Linked DNA regions of Homo sapiens: all the other regions are linked to region 1. A link is a contact called in ENCODE Hi-C or POLR2A ChIA-PET data. All regions are on one chromosome and are shown on one strand. Each heading gives the region's core, a stretch centred on a gene start or an enhancer-like site at or near the end of the contact. The rest is flanking DNA. Distances are from core to core; before and after follow the strand shown. Region 1 holds the start of MAML3 (mastermind like transcriptional coactivator 3). Region 2 holds the start of ZNF827 (zinc finger protein 827). Region 3 overlaps ARHGAP10 (Rho GTPase activating protein 10).

Region 1 (2,700 bases), core at 28-2,527:
CTTGCTGGGGTTTGCTCGGGTGCTGCTGTTTGCCGGTGCCGGCGCCCGATTTCTTGGCCCTCTGCTCCAGGGTCCGCTGGTAGAGGCTCACGGTGTCCCGGCGCTCCAGCTCCAGCTGCTCCACCTGAGCCTGCTGGTACCTGTTCTCGCAGTTGACGTGGTGCCGACGGCAGCCCTCGATGCGCTGGCGGAGCCGCTCCACCACGGTGCTGTGCTTGGGAACGGCCGCCGAACCGCCGCCGGGGCCCCCGGAGCCGCCGCATCCACCGGCTGCCGGGTGATTGCTACTCGGAGCAGCGGGAGTACTATTGGGAGTATTATTCACACCGATCCCGGCCCCGCCGAGGCTGCTGTTCAGGCTACTGTTGATGCAAATACTACTGCCATTCGCGGCAGCAGCGGGGGCTGCGAAATCCCCCATCCTGCTCCCCGGGCACACTATTTTGGAAGAACTTTTTTTATCCACCCCCCTATCAGCCTCCTCCTTGGGTCCAAGGATTAAAATAGTTTAAGTGGAACGCGGGGGAGACGCAAGCACATGGATGGAAACGGCGATCCCGACGGGGCGAAAAAAACGGGGGGGGAGATTTTGGGGTGGTTTTTGTTTCCTTTTTTTAAACTGTAAAAGCTCAAGGGGAAGAAAAGGGGGGAACGTTATCGGAATACCATCAGACACCTATCAACAAAAAGAATCACAACAAACTGAGCCAGCAGCAAATCGGGTTGCAACTCAAGGGGAGATCCGCTCCTTGCTTGCCTTCTTTTTATAATCCATTATTTTCTAATAAATTCCAGGAGATTTCCGGTGGTTGGCAAGCATTTTCTCCCTACATACCGAAAAACACACCCCATGTACACACACAAGCATATGCCTCCAGTGCGGACACGCGCGACACACACTCACTCCACACCGCATCGGAAAACGGCAAGCTTGCTTATTGCATTTTCCTTCCACAAAAAAGTTTTGGTGTTTATGCCGCCCCGTGTTCTCAAAGTACTTTGGCTGCTCAGTTGCATTTCACAGGAACCTAGATATCGAATCCTCGGGCTGGGGGAAGTAAACACATGGACAGTCCGAGGCGACTGCAAAAGTAGATCGGTGAAGTCCTTTGCAAAACGCCGCGCAGAGAGCAGCACCTAACGCTCGGCTGGGCTGCCGCTGCCGCCGCTGCTCCTGCCACCATCACAATGATCAACTGCTCGCCGCCGCCGCCGCCGCCGCCTCCTCCTCCTCCTCTCGCTCCTCCACCTCCTCCTCCTCCTCCATGCCAGCGGAGTGATATCAGGACGCGCGAGCTCAGTAAACACGGCAGCGGCGGCGGCTGGAGGCCGTGAGACAGGCCCGCGGACACGGCGCAAAACCCGGCCCGGACTCTCACCCGGCAGGAGCGGGCGCGGCACGCACCAGCACCCGGCTCCCGTCTCCGTCGCCTCGGCGCCCGGCGCCCCTCCTACGCCCCCAACCACACTACCGCCCCGCCGAGAAGCCCAGAGCCGTCGGCGACGGAGAGAAGAAAGATTCTGGGGGGATCTCAGAAATAAATCAACTTTTGACCTGTGTGTGTGCGTGAGAGCGTGTGTGAGTGTGTGTGTCTGTGTATGCGCGCGCGCGTGCGCGGGGACGCGCCTGGTAGGGTTTCCTTATTCCAAGGAAAGTATCAAGCGATCCCAAGTTGTTGTTATACATTTATGCATTATATTGCAGAACTGTGCATGACCAGGCAGAAACATTGAAGCTTTACAGCAGTTGTCTGTCATCCCTATCCATGTGGAAAGAAAAAGGCAAATGAGTGACTTGTTTTTAAAACCCAGGTAATAAGTCTGCGCTAGTAACAGCGCTACTTACGGACACTTGTTCCAAGTCTAGGCCAGACTGAACACACAAATACCAAATTCTAAATAAATAGAAATAGGCATCAAAAATGTGTAATATTTAACTCACTGTACATAATGATTGTTGTTACTAAGTCAATTATTGTTTTACTTACCCTTGGAAAAAAATAAAGCAAGCAGGGACTTGGAGGTGAGACTAACAGTACATTTAAACAGACTGTTTTGAACACTAGGTGCTAATGACAGCAGTAATTAAGGTCCTTCGTAAATCAAGTGGAAAGATTGCAGATTTCATAGACTAGAACTATAGAAAAAACACAGCATTTCACAGTTTGTCATGACCAAAACAAAAACAAGCAAAAATAACAGGCCTACTTTATTGCTGGATATATTTCTTTCCATTTCAATGAATTCACAATAAGTACAATTAAAATGGACTAGCAACTGCAGAAATCAATCTAAACTTTCCATTTTATTAAAGCACATTATCTTTCCCGATATTATCTAAAAACAAAAATAACAACTAAGGATCAAATATTCTTGAATATGGACTTAAACCATTGCATATACATATTTTTAAAAATTAAGATGGAGAAATTATTATTTCTCTAATAATCAGTAAACTATAAATCTTGATTGTGAGATGTTAATTATAAGTCATTTTGTATTATTTCAATAAATCTTAAGAATTAGTTTTTAGGGTAAAAATACACCCCAGTTTTCTAAAATAGCCAGGAATAAAAGAACTTTGGATCTTATGCATTAGTCATGAGATCTGATTTAAACCATCTTCATTTCTTGGCATTGCAGATTAGCACAGGATGCTATTTCTAACCTCATAATGTCAGCGATAAGAAGCTATATTTT
Region 2 (2,700 bases), core at 114-2,613, 5.8 Mb after region 1:
GACCTCGCGCGCCGCGAGCCGCCCTGCCTCCTGCCTTCGCCTCGGCGCAGCTCCCGCACCCCACATCCGCCCGCCGCTGCCCGGCCTCGCCCCCCGCCCGGCCGCCCCGCGCCCCGGCGCGCCCCCTCGCCTCGGCGCCGCGGGAGCAGCCGCCCGGCGGCGCGTGTGTACCCGTGTGTTTGTGTGCGGTGCCCCTACACCCTCCCCAGCCGCTCCCGCCTCGCCCGCCCCCGACTCCCCTCCTCCGCCGCCGCCTCCTCCACCTCCGCCTCCTCCTGCTCCAGCCGCCGCCGCCGCTGCCGCCGGCGGCTCGGGGGCCGACCAACCCCGGCGCAACCTTTAGCCAGGGACGGACCTCTCCCTGGATCCTGTACCCGGCGGCTGCTGCGCGCCCTCTCCCCGACACCCCCAAACGCCATGTCACGGCCCCCAGCCCTCCGCGCGCCCCGACCCCCGCACCCTCAGGCGCCGGAATCCACAAGGAATTTTTTTTTTTTTAAGATTCCAACCTCTCCCACCTCCCCCCACCAAACCCCCGATAAAACCCCCGGCATCCACACTACTCCCCTCCTCCCTTCTCTTGCCCCCTCCCCCCAGCAACCCAGAGTGAGGAGGGGGAAGGGGAGGGAAAGGGAAAAAAAAGCCCGATCTCAAGGAAAAAAAGGGGGGGGGTGAGAGAAAGAAAGAAAAAGAGAGAGAGAATAGAAAGGGCACGGGGCTGATCATCACCAACATGGCTGCCTCAGCATAGACCTAAACGAGGAGTAACCCGGGCTGTGTCTTTGTCAGTTTCACCTCTGTAACCCTAAACTAATGCAGAAAACAACGGAGGAGGCTGCGGAGGGGAAAGAGGAGAGGGAGGGCGAGAAAATGGCACGAGAGGAGGTGGAGAAGGGATGACTTACGTGAGGGAAGGCGCTTGGGCTGCTCCTGCTTCCTCCTGGGCATTTTCCCCCTTTTCTCACATTCTCCTCCTTGGTTAATGTGAGATCAAATAAACCCCCGTGGGGGCAGAGAGGCAGACACTGGCAGGAGCGGGGAGGTAGTTGGGGGGCGGGCGGGCGGGCAGGGGGAAACCCCTTCTCCGGTGTGTGCAATGGGTTGAAGCTTGTTTCCTGGAGCCAGAAGAGGGGTTTTCTTCTTTTCTTTCCTTTCTTTTTTCCTTTTTTTTTTTTTTTTAAATTTTTGGTCGTGCACCTGGCTTGTCCCCGAGCGTAATATTCTTCAATGGAAACGGATCTAATAGGTGTGAGTGTGTGTGTGTCCTATGCTCGCGTGTGTGATGGGAGGTATAAATAAATGAGTGCCGGTGCGGCGGTGTCTATGGCCGCGCTCTGTGTCTCCGAGCCCCTAACACTAATGTCGGGATCAAAGGGCAGCGGCGGCGGCAGCACAGCTCACAGCTCGCTCTCTTGCTCTCTCTCTCTCTCTTTCTCGCTCTCTCTCCTCTCGCGCTCTCTCTCTCGCTCTCTCTCTGTCACACACACACACACACAAGAGGCACAGACTGAGGGAAAGAGCGAGAGCTACACACACACACACGCACGCACACACACACACAGAGCAAAGAGGAAAGTGCCCCAAGGCTCCCAGGGCGGACTCAGCCTCGGATTTACAACCGCTCTGTCTGGAAAGAATGGGGGGCGCGCGTGCGGGGGTGGGATGGAGTTCTTCAAATTTATCCCGCTAGTCACCAAATCTAGGGGGAAAAAGTTTTTCTCACTCTTTAAACAACGATTAGTTCATTATTTTACTGACTTTTAAAAAGGAAATAAATTTCTCTCTTCACTTTCTTTTGTTTATTAAGCTACATTTTGTTCTGTATGAAATTCTGCAGGCTTTTGTCCCTACCCCATCACCTTAAATCTGGAGGTTATCGTCTCCCACACACTCTTCAAAAACATTCCAAAAAAACTAATTTAAAAAAAATGAAGACAACATATGGTGAAATCAATAACTTGGTTGACAGTTGACAGAATAAGTGCCCAGTTTTGGAGTGTCCACTGGAGTTAAAACTGAAAAATGCTCCTAAATGAACATTACAGCTACTTGACAAAGAGAGGAAAATAAGATTAGGTCACCCCTGATGGTTGCTTTAACTGCTACGTGATACTCCTAGAGTGCACACAGCAATCTTTACTTCGGAAATTCACTTTTTCCCCTGCTATATACTGCAGGTATATGAAGTTTACCCTGAAGCAATTCCAGTGTGCATTATGAGCCCAATATAGCAGTTTTCATTAACTGATACATACTTTCATTACCTTACAAATCACACATCTTTCTTCAAAGAGAGACATAAAGGAGAAAAATAGAAAAGGACGGGTCTCACTAGAGCACAAAAGGTACTTGGTGAAAGAGGACTGTTCTCTTTGTGACTTGCAGTCATTTGGATAAAAGTTCACTCAGAGGTTGTTAATGATTTAAACTCCAAAACCTGCTACTATAATTGAAATAAAAATGGTCTGAAGAAGAGTTGTTTCATAAAACTCTCTTTGTAAGAGGAAACTTTGAACTTAGCAGAATACATTATATGTCATGAGTCATGTAGCTAGAAAATAAAAAGGTGCATTATTTAACTACATCTTCCCTTTTTAGCTTTTTTAAAACTCTGACTCATCATCTTATTATGTTAAATATTTTCCTACCAATTTTTAAATAGACCTTTTCATCAAAGAAAGTGGAGGCACAGTAAAGACA
Region 3 (2,700 bases), core at 77-2,576, 7.9 Mb after region 1:
ATTTGTTCTCAAAGGTGAACAAGTTACTGCTTTTACGTGCTGGCTTCATGTATTGGCTGGCTCCCTGCTGCTTGAGAGATGATCTTATACAGTTGAAGAAGGCCTCTGCTGCAGGAAAGCACTGGGTATGTGTGGGTCAGCCCCAGGCACGAACAGGGGAGCCCCGCACCACAAAACCAGTGAAGATGGAGGGGATTCTCCATCCGAATTGTCTTCATCTCCCCCAAACCCCACGTCCCTTCCAGGCTTCTTATCTGGTCTGTTTAATCCAGGGGTGAGCAAACCGTGGCCCACTGCCACCTGTCTTTATAAAGTTTTATTGGAACACAGCTACACTTAGTTGTTTACGTTTTGTCTGTGGCTGCTTTTTCACTGACAGTGATAGCAGAATTGAGTAGTTGCAGAAGGCCTGCCAAGCTTGAAGTATTTACTCTCTGGCCCTTTACAGAATAAGTTTACTGATCTTGAGCTAATCAGTAATCAAAACAGGTCTGTTTGGAAGGGCCCACCTTTCTTAAAACCCAGCTTTAGGAAGTGCAGTTAACCACTGTGGTGGTAGATGGAGAGTGCCAGGTGATTTTCAGTGTAAGCTTCACACATCTCTTCTTGTCATTAAACCAACCAGACATTTTCCCTATGGGTTTTGGATGCCCTCAAATGTTTATTTATAATTTCAGAAGGCTTTTAGTGTTTCAGTGACTGAAAAACCTATGTGGGGTTGTTCTTTTTATAATGTATCATTTAAAATAAATTTTTATTTTGGAATAGTTTAAGGTATGCAGAAAAGTTACAAAGATACTACAGAGCTTCCGTAGACCCTTCACTTCCCCTCTTCACTTCCCGCCCCCACCCCACCTCCGGCTCTTAGCATCTTACAGAACTGTGGTACCTTTGTTAAAAATAATGAAATTAGTGTTGATACAGTACTGTTAACTAAACCACAGACTTCATATGGACTTCACCAGTCTTTCCAATAATGTTCTTTCTCTGTTTCAAGCTCAAATCCAGGATGCCATGTTTCTATAAGCAACTTTAGATTTTTTAAATGATGACATCTACTTAATATAGTCATACTTTTTTCCCTTTGCATAGCTGATTTGCTGTCTTTTGGTAAATTAAATGGTTAGTGATGATATAACCCTAGAAATCAGAGGTAAGATCTGACCTAGAAATATGTAATAGTAGTGAGGGCTTCATTTATTGACTGCTTGCTATGCTTCAGGGCTTTACGCCTATCATCTCATTTAAACCCACAGTGACCCAGCCGATGAGTCATGACTCTCTTCACGTTAGCTGAGGGAGTTTAGGTTGCTCAGCCAAGTTTCAGTTGTGGATGACACTAAGTGCAGGCTAATGATGGCAACTGTGGGCCAACCTCTGGGGGGCACTCGTAAGTCATTCGCTTCCTTCTCAGCATAGCCTCTAGCTATTGACAAAAAGAGGAACAAGCCTAGGGGAGGAAGAAACTGCAAGCTGGCACTCAGCCAACAATGATAGTGCCAGCTCTGGCACCCAGGTCTCTCTGCAGAGTGGCAGAGTCTTAGGCATTTGTAATTTGCATGCGTACAATCCTTCAATGGCCCCTCTTTGCCTTTAGGTTATGATTGTGCCTCCTGAATATCCCGGTACTTGCATCTCTCACCATTCTTTCCATATTCCATTCTAGTCACTGAAAAGGACTTGAGGGTCTGAGATCTGTGCTGTCTTGTCAAAACAGGGTTTACTAGAAACATGACCTTGAGTAAGTTGCTTTCACCTTTCTGAGATGGTCTTCTCATATGTCATGTGGAATAATAGGGTGGTTGGGAATAAGTGTACTAGTGCCTGCCTGTTGCATCTAGCACAGGGCTAGATTGCACAGTTGTGCCTCACATGAGCCTGGGTGTGGGGAGGTGATGACGATGTTGACTATGGTAGCATCAGCTTCAGCATTAGCTCCGCACAGATGCTGCCTCCTCCAGGAAGCCCTCCTGGCTATCCCCATGGTTATTAGGTGCTTCCTCCACTCTTCCTCTGAGGGACCTTGGGCAGATCGCTACATGGCTCTCAGTGCCTGTATTATGGTTATTAATTGGGCATTCTCCACTCACTTGGCTGCAGAGCAGGTGGTGTCACGGTTTCCTGGGTGTCCCCAGGGACTAGCACAAGGCCTGACAGGAAGTCCTCAGACTGTAAATGATGAGCCAGTGGGTCTACTCCGAACCTTCCTGATGGGCAGCAAAGTCCTTCTCCCCCAACGCCGTGGGTTATGGCGACTTGCATGTCACAGGCCTTTGTTTCTCTGCACTGCTGTTGTCCCTCGGTGTGCTCGTGGGGAGCCAAACAATGTGCTTGCGTGTGGAGTTCTCCCTCTCCTGGCACTTAAGGAATAACTGGCATTTATTTGAACAGAGATTTTCCCATAATATACAGATCTACAATATTTCCTTCTGTCTTTATTAACATTTTCAAACACTCTTGCCCAGGACAGCTGTTCTAGACTTATGCTGTATGTTTCCCAGACTGGCATGAAAGATCATTTCACTAATGTGTTAGCTTCTGCTCAGAGACCTGGCAAATGAGAGTTTAGAATCTTTCATTGCAGTGCAAACTTCTGATTTGATCTCGTATTGTATAACCGTAGTGAAATATCTTGGTATTTGGGGGATTTAGTCACTTCAAATAAGCATTCATTTCTTTTCTTAATGCGTATTCTCCTCG

Evidence for each region. A loop is a pair of places that touch in the nucleus more often than their neighbours do. ChIA-PET counts read pairs that join two places held with the same protein, here RNA polymerase II (POLR2A). Pooled maps may share reads with other maps.
Region 2: a pooled map shows a loop between it and region 1 (27-fold over the local background). The contact joins the promoter of ZNF827 here to the promoter of MAML3 in region 1. A Hi-C loop is called at or near these places in 7 of 50 pooled maps.
Region 3: a loop to region 1 is called in a map of naive thymus-derived CD4-positive, alpha-beta T cell, with 19 times the contacts of the local background. The contact joins the enhancer-like site here to the promoter of MAML3 in region 1. A Hi-C loop is called at or near these places in 1 of 168 maps with a recorded cell type or tissue (naive thymus-derived CD4-positive, alpha-beta T cell) and 4 of 50 pooled maps. POLR2A ChIA-PET finds 5 or more read pairs at or near these places in 1 of 52 experiments (naive thymus-derived CD4-positive, alpha-beta T cell).

What each region holds. Positions count from the first base shown.
Region 1 is chr4:140,152,907-140,155,606 of GRCh38, forward strand. It overlaps MAML3 (mastermind like transcriptional coactivator 3), which reads right to left and starts at 1,278. Exons shown (of 5, transcript NM_018717.5): 1 at 1-1,278. The coding sequence starts at 421.
Region 2 is chr4:145,937,460-145,940,159 of GRCh38, forward strand. It overlaps ZNF827 (zinc finger protein 827), which reads right to left and starts at 1,364. Exons shown (of 15, transcript NM_001306215.2): 1 at 906-1,364. The coding sequence starts at 948. RefSeq lists silencers at 1-116, 237-306 and an enhancer at 681-740.
Region 3 is chr4:148,055,710-148,058,409 of GRCh38, forward strand. The region is part of intron 20 of ARHGAP10 (Rho GTPase activating protein 10); the gene reads left to right. Among named protein-coding and RNA genes, the nearest start is that of MIR4799, 270 kb to the left of the region's middle. RefSeq lists an enhancer at 1-413. Within about 2 kb of position 1,327, at least 9 of the 41 ENCODE cell types and tissues checked have a DNase peak (open chromatin) inside an H3K27ac peak, as active enhancers do.